2 separate regions of the Homo sapiens genome follow, and region 1 is linked to region 2. Evidence: chromatin contacts called from ENCODE Hi-C or POLR2A ChIA-PET data. All regions are on one chromosome and are shown on one strand. The core of a region is the stretch at or near the end of the contact, and the rest is flanking DNA. Distances in the headings are between cores, read along the strand shown.

Region 1 (3,974 bases), core at 27-2,526, 42 kb after region 2:
CTTCTGTTCCTCTGGTAGGAAGACATTATTTCAATATGGAATAAGACTGCCAGTGACCAAGCAACCACAGCCCGAATCCGGGACACACTTCGGCGAGTGCTTAACCTACCTCCCAACACCATTATGGAATACAAAACTCACACCGACAGCATCAAGTACGTGTTGGGGGGTTATGGGAGGACGTGTCCCTAAGCTTAGTATAAGTAGATCTGTAGTTGGGCCCAGAGGAATATGGCCGGACAGGAGACTTACTTGTGGAGAAGGGACAGACCAGGCCTTCCCTCTAGGGCTTCTGGCTACTTGCTGCAGTTCTTTGTCAGCGAGGCTCCCTGCCACCTATACTACCAGGTGCTTTGTAGCAGAGAGAGCCCATCTGCAGAAACCCAGTTGTACTACCTGGGCTTGCTTAATTTCTACAGGCTGTCTTGTCTTTCATATGCTAACCACTATCTTAAAATGAAAGACAAGTGCTTTTCTTTTTCTTGCTGTTTTTTAAGATAATTTCACCCTGCCCACCCTCACCCCACTTCTGCATGTCTTTTTAACTTGTTAGCTTCAGTCTATTTTCTTTGTCCTGGGATACTGACTACTTATCAGGAATGACTCCATTTCCTTGTGTATAGAGCTGACTCTTAGAAGAAGGGGGATAGTGTGTGTGTGAGAGAGCAGAATCAAAGGGAAGCATGAAGGCCACAGGGAAAATAAGCTTGGCAATCTCCCTAGGACTCAGGGAAATAGAGCTCTCTGTCCACAGTGAGAATCACTGTTAGGCTTGCTCCTCAGTGATTGAGTGTCAGAAGTAAGCTCAGGCTATTGTGAAAAAGTGTGGGGAGTGGCTGTCAGATTGTCTCAAAGCTGGAGGGAGAGCTAGCCAGCTAAGAGTTAGGACTCTTAGGTTTAGTTCTCTCATATGGCCCCATACCAATATGTGCCTTTGACAAGTGTCTTTGCAACTTTGCTTCAGTTTCTCCATCTGTAAAGTGGGAGACAGTACTTTATCTAACAAGGCTATTGTGAGGCTGATTTAATCTTTAACTGAGGGTCTTCAGATGGAGAATGCTTTTACGGGGCCAAGTAGTAGTATTGCTATCATCATCATCATCATTAGTAAGAATATCATCATGTTGTTATTATTGAAGGCTAGTAGTGAGCCCAGCAATTATGTTCAGCAGACAGACCATTTGGGAATCTCTTTCCCATGCATTCATAGATAATGTGGAGTGGAGTTGGCTTAAACCAGCTAAGTGCCAGTTTTTAAGTGGGAACACTGCTATGGGCGTTGGTCCATGATCAAACGGCTGGCATGACTCATCATAGTCACGAACAGTTATTAGCCAGCCATGGCTGTGGTTGCTTGCCTTAGCAGTCCTGTGTTAGCATTGCTTTACTCTGGGCACATTTTTCTTATTCTCTATTCTGGGATAGAAGTAGTTTCTGACTTCTAGCCACGTTCAGTCCAGGCTGGAGAGATCTACACCTGTTTCTAGGATTCTCGTTTTCAAGGTTTCTGAATATCCCCTACTCCCACTTACCCCCAAAATAAGCTTTTTACCTGGATAGGAGAGGGAAAGAGGTATTTTTCATCAATTCTCCCCTTCTCTGCTCTTCTCCCTTTCTAATACCATAAGGCAGTTCTTCGTGACTTTTACAGAAACATATGTACACGTCCTTACAGAGTTTAGGAGAGCCTGTGGGCTTTTTGCCTTAGTCTGCTAGAAAGACTGGCCTGCTGCTCTCTGCTTTATCCAGAGGTCTGCCTCTGGGACTTCAGCCCTGTAGCTGTAGAGACCAGAAGACCAACCCTCTTTGAGACCCAGATGCTACTTTCCCTTGCGTCCCCCTCTCTTTCCTCTCCCAATGAGCCAACCTTTTGCACTTCCACTAGAATGCCAGGCAGGCTGGGCCCCCAAAGGCTCCTTTTTCAAAACCTCTGGAAGCCGCGGTTGAATGTGCCATGACCCTCTCCCTCTCTGGATGGCACCATCATTGAAGCTGGCGTCATCGGAGTCTCTTGTTCTGTTGGCGTGCTACCTGGAAGATCCTTCTGTCCTGGACAAGAGGAATTGGAAGAGCATTTTATGTTTTAAGAACAGGCTGACACGCAGCAGCTACAACAACAGCTGAGATCACTTAATAAATGGTGCTAAACTAGCTTGTCTCATGCTCTTGCTCTTTATGGTGCATCAAAGATGTGGCCTTTCGGACTGACTGTCACCATATTAAGGGATGGCACAGACTTTTCCATGGAGGGCCATCCGGGGAATGCAGCCTCATTTCCATAAGCCCATTGTGTAGTGTCATGTGGTATTTTGTTCCAGGACTGCTGAGGCCTGACATAATAAGGTGACATCTAGCTTAGAAAATAAGACCCCATTTTCTGGTACTTAAATTTGAGTTCCCATCTAGTCACACCGATGACCAGAACAGAGTGATTTCTGATATAGAATTCAGCTTGAAAGTCTGTTCAGGTTGGAAAGGGGGATCCTTGGCCTTTGCTTCGCTGACTTCCATTCGCCTTTACTTCAAAGAAATCTCTTGCTTGGAGGTAAATCCCTGCTTCTGTCTGTGTGGCTGTGTGTATATAGCTTCCTTGCTTTGTGCTAATGGGGTTTTCTCGCTGGTGCCAAAGCTGCCCAAGCCACAGCTCTTTTCCAGCCTTCTCCCTTCTGCTTTCCCTTTAGAGCCAGGTCATCTTCCTCTTTGAGTCAGCCCTGCTTGCAAGATCTCAGGGTTACAGCCCTTCCCTTTCTCCTGGGCCCGGTGTTACTGCACATCAGGATCTGGGGTAGGGGAAACGTCTTCATCCCGTGTGAGTTTGCTCTGTAGGATATCTGACCGTAGCACGTACGGACCCCTTGTGTGCTTTGTGGCTTTGGCTTGTATGTGCTGCAGCTTGGCCTTTAGGCCCCTAACCTGCATGTAGAGTTTCAGCAAGCCTCATGCTACTTTAGGTTTTCTTAGGAGCTACCACCAAAAACATAATAAACAATCATTTTTTTGCAAACACTGGGTCAGCCTGCCTGAGAGGATCTGTGAAAGTGTCTGTGGACTTAAGGTTGAGTTTTCCAGAGTGGCTGTTCCACTTTGGCAGTGATACCCTGTGCTTGTACCATCCTGACTTACCTCTGATCTCCATGTGGCCCAAGATCCTGCATAACACCTATTAGGATTAGCACTGTGGGCTCAGTATTCTAGGGGTGTTTGTGTCATTGCATCTTTGTTTATTACATATCCAAAATTGGTTGAAGTACCTATAAAATGAGAGATTTGCTGGAATATGGAAAGGCCCATTCTCTACGTTTTTAGTATTTGTCAAAGAATTACCTTCTCTGGCTCTTTCCCTCTTGCCTTCAAAAATTGTTACATACATTAACTTTAATTTCAGCTGTATTGTAACTGCTCCAGGGGATAGGCTTGATGTCACCTCCCAGAGTAAGAGTTGATTAGAAGCACCAAACTGACCTTGAGACCCTTCTGATCCTTGTCAATATGAACAAAAGTCAGAACTATTTCTGCTTTCTTCTATTCCTTGTGGCTCTTCCATGGATATGACTTGGTTTGAGCCAAGGAACAGCTGCTACTGAGACTTAAGAATTCCAAGGAGGCCGGGCGAGGTGGCTCACGCCTGTAATCCTAGCACTTTGGGAGCTCGAGGTGGGCAGATCACAAGGTCAGGAGACCAGCCTGGCCAACATGGTGAAACCCCATCTCTACCAAAAATACAAAATTAGCCGGGCATAGTGGCAGGTGCCTATAATCTCAGCTGCTCGGGGAGGCTGAGGCAGGAGAATTGCTTGAACCCAGGAGGTGGAGGTTGCAGGGGGCTGAGATTGCACCACTGCACTCCAGCCTGAGCAACAAGAGCAAAACTCCATCTCAAAAAACAAAGAATTCCAAGGAAAATGAAGGAAGAAGGAGCCAACATTTGTTTTCCTCCGAGTACTCTGGAGATAGGGCTGCTGGTGGTGAGGGGA
Region 2 (2,798 bases), core at 299-2,798:
CCCACCTATAGCATAAGAGGATAAGTGTGTCCCCTGGGAGGCCATCCTGAGGTGCTGGTGGGAGTGCCACCCCCAGTTCCATACCGCAACCGTTCATTATTCCCGGGGCCTCTCCTCTTCCTCCAGGCTGCCCTGGGCTGGAGCCCCTGCGACAGAAGTTGGCTGCCCTGCAGGGGGCCCATGCCTGGATCCTGCAGGTCCCCTCGGAGCACCTGGCCATGAACTTTCATGAGGTAGGTCCCCAGGCTTCCAGACTCCTTCACGATGGCCTGGGAAGGCTGAGACCCAGCCCAGGGAAGATGCAGAGGGCCCAGCCCAGATACCCTCCCAGCAGCCTGGGGTCGCCTCTGCCCCAGCTCTGGGGGTAGGTAGAGGGTCCGAGGGGAAGGGAGTGGGGCCTGCGGAGTGTGAGCCAGGCCACTGGGGGTGGTGGTGGGGAGAGTGAGTAGAGGGGTGGGTGGGAGTGTCCACATGAGCGGGAAATGAGCAGGGTTTCCAGGTCTAGGTGAGAGTTTCTGGGGCCCAGGGGGAGAGGGGGTGACCTCTGGGGTTTCAACTCAGGAGTGAGTTTCTGGGCCCCTGATCCCCACTCCTCCATCTGTAGGTCCTGGCAGATCTGGGCTCCAAGACACTGACCGGGCTTTTCAGAGCCTGGGTGCGGGCAGGCTTGGGGGGCCGGCATGTGGCCTTCAGCGGCCTGGTGGGCCTGGAGCCGGCCACACTGGCTCGCAGCCTCCCCCGGCTGCTGGTGCAGGCCCTGCAGGCCTTCCGCGTGGCTGCCCTGGCAGAAGGGGAGCCCGAGGGACCCTGGATGGATGTAGGGCAGGGGCCCGGGCTGGAGAGGAAGGGGCACCACCCACTCAACCCTCAGGTACCCCCCGCCAGGCAACCCTGAGCCATGTCTGGGCCCCCAGCCCCTGGGGAGGACCTACTGCTCCCAGGGGCTGAGAGGGGTTCGGGAGCATAATGACAAACTGTCGCTGCCCCAGTGGCTGGGTGTGTGTGGGTGGGATGGGGTGGGGGTCCTGGGCCCCCCGTGTCTTCCCAGGTTTACAATCAGAGAATCACAGCTGCTTTAATAAATGTTATTTATAATACACGGAAACAACTCTGGAGCTTTCTTGGGATGGGACCTGGTGGGTGGACATTCAGTCTCAGGGGTGGGGCCCAGGCAGGGCTGCCTCTGGAAGCAGTTGGCAAGGGTAACAGATGCTGGAAAGGGGCTGTAAGGCCCCTATCTGAGCCTATCTCCTGCCTCCTGAGAAGCAGCAGCAGCTGGCCTGCCTGTTGCCCCGCCCCCGTGCATGGCTGCCCAGCGCTGGCCCCAGTGCCCAGCGTCTCCGCCCAGCACCCCCCCGGCCCTCCCTCCCCACCCCCCGCCTCCGAGCTGCGGGGAGTCCCAGCCTGGGATCTTTGCCTCATGTCCTTGGGCTCCTGCCCTGGCTGGCCCGTCCCCCACCGCCATGAGGTGTCAGATTGTGTTTCCGGCTGCCTCTTCCCGTTGACCCCCTCCTCCCCCAACACCTGTCCCCTCTCCCGCCCACCCTCATTCCACAGCCCTGTAGACAGGAGGGGCAGATGCACGTCCCAGTCAGAGGGATGGGATGGAGGGGCCAGTGCTGACACTGGGGCTGCTGGCTGCCCTGGCGGTGTGTGGTAAGGGAAGACACCCTCCCCACCCTGGGGTCCCCCGTGATGCTTACCCAGGCCCCACACCGCATGGCTCCTCACTCACTCCACTCCCACTCTGCCATCTCTCCCTGTGGGGGGCCGCCTTCTGGGGTCCCCACTCCCAGGGAGTGGTTGGGTTCCCCCCTGCTCATCCCAACCTCATGGTCCAGCAGGACCTCAGGGCAGCTTCCTTCCTGAGTCCCCTGCCCAGGGCCCCATTCAGTCCTTGTCGCTGACCCTCCCCAGGCAGCTGGGGGCTGAACGAGGAGGAGCGGCTGATCCGGCACCTGTTTCAAGAGAAGGGCTACAACAAGGAGCTCCGGCCCGTGGCACACAAAGAGGAGAGTGTGGACGTTGCCCTGGCCCTCACACTCTCCAACCTCATCTCCCTGGTGAGAGGCCCTCCGGTGCTGGGTTGGGAGGGAGGGCAGGGATGGCTTTCCAGTACCAGGATAGCCATGGAGGAAGCTAGAAGCCCCCACCTGGCCTATGGCCACTCCCTTCCTGGGAAACGTGCTGCGGCTGCTCTGTGCCCTGAGAGGCTGCTGTCCTGCCCCTCCAGTGTCAGCTCTGCGGTGTCCCCCAACCACACCCATAGCATGCCCCATCTGTGACACACTTCAGAGGCCACTGGTCCTCTCTGCTCCCTGGCGGCCTACCCACTCCTGACTGCGAGTGATCAGGGCCCAGATGCCACGGTTTCCCTGGGTGCCAATTGACAGTGGGTGAATGTAGGCTGGGTGTGGTGGCTCATGCCTGTAATCCCAGCACTTTGGGAGGCCCAGGTGGGTGGATCACCTGAGGTCAGGAGCTCGAGACCAGCCTGGCCAACATAGTAAAACCTGATCTCTACTAAAAATACAAAAATTAGCCGGGTGTGATGGTGTGGGCCTATAATCCCAGCTACTAGGAAGGCTGAGGCAGGAGAATCGCTTGAACCCAGGAGGCAGAGGTTGCAGGTTGCAGTGAGCCAAGCTCGTGCCACTGCACTCCATCCTGGGCAATTGAGCAAGACCCTGGAAAAAAAAAGAGAGAGAGAGAGAGAGAGAGAGTGGGTGAATGTGTGCGGATAAAAGAATGATATGGCCCTGAAGGATGGCCCTACCGTCTAATTACAGAAAGAAGTT

Evidence for each region. Hi-C counts contacts between places; a loop is a spot of excess contacts on that map. ChIA-PET counts read pairs that join two places held with the same protein, here RNA polymerase II (POLR2A). Pooled maps may share reads with other maps.
Region 1: a map of psoas muscle shows a loop between it and region 2 (5-fold over the local background). The contact joins the enhancer-like site here to the promoter of CHRND in region 2. A Hi-C loop is called at or near these places in 4 of 168 maps with a recorded cell type or tissue (CD4-positive, alpha-beta memory T cell, endothelial cell of umbilical vein, gastrocnemius medialis and 1 more) and 8 of 50 pooled maps. POLR2A ChIA-PET finds 5 or more read pairs at or near these places in 13 of 52 experiments (A549, CD8-positive, alpha-beta T cell, GM12878 and 9 more).

Annotation. Positions count from the first base shown.
Region 1 is chr2:232,567,060-232,571,033 of GRCh38, forward strand. EIF4E2 (eukaryotic translation initiation factor 4E family member 2) reads left to right here. Exons shown (of 7, transcript NM_004846.4): 6 at 19-155; 7 at 1,886-2,151. The coding sequence ends at 1,958. Among named protein-coding and RNA genes, the nearest start is that of EIF4E2, 18 kb to the left of the region's middle. RefSeq lists an enhancer at 839-2,038. Within about 2 kb of position 1,277, at least 4 of the 41 ENCODE cell types and tissues checked have a DNase peak (open chromatin) inside an H3K27ac peak, as active enhancers do; they include psoas muscle, where a contact is called at or near this core.
Region 2 is chr2:232,524,612-232,527,409 of GRCh38, forward strand. CHRND (cholinergic receptor nicotinic delta subunit) reads left to right here and starts at 1,549. Exons shown (of 12, transcript NM_000751.3): 1 at 1,549-1,656; 2 at 1,918-2,063; 3 at 2,790-2,798. The coding sequence starts at 1,605. PRSS56 (serine protease 56) reads left to right here. Exons shown (of 13, transcript NM_001195129.2): 12 at 127-233; 13 at 605-1,105. The coding sequence ends at 895. RefSeq lists an enhancer at 1,645-2,298.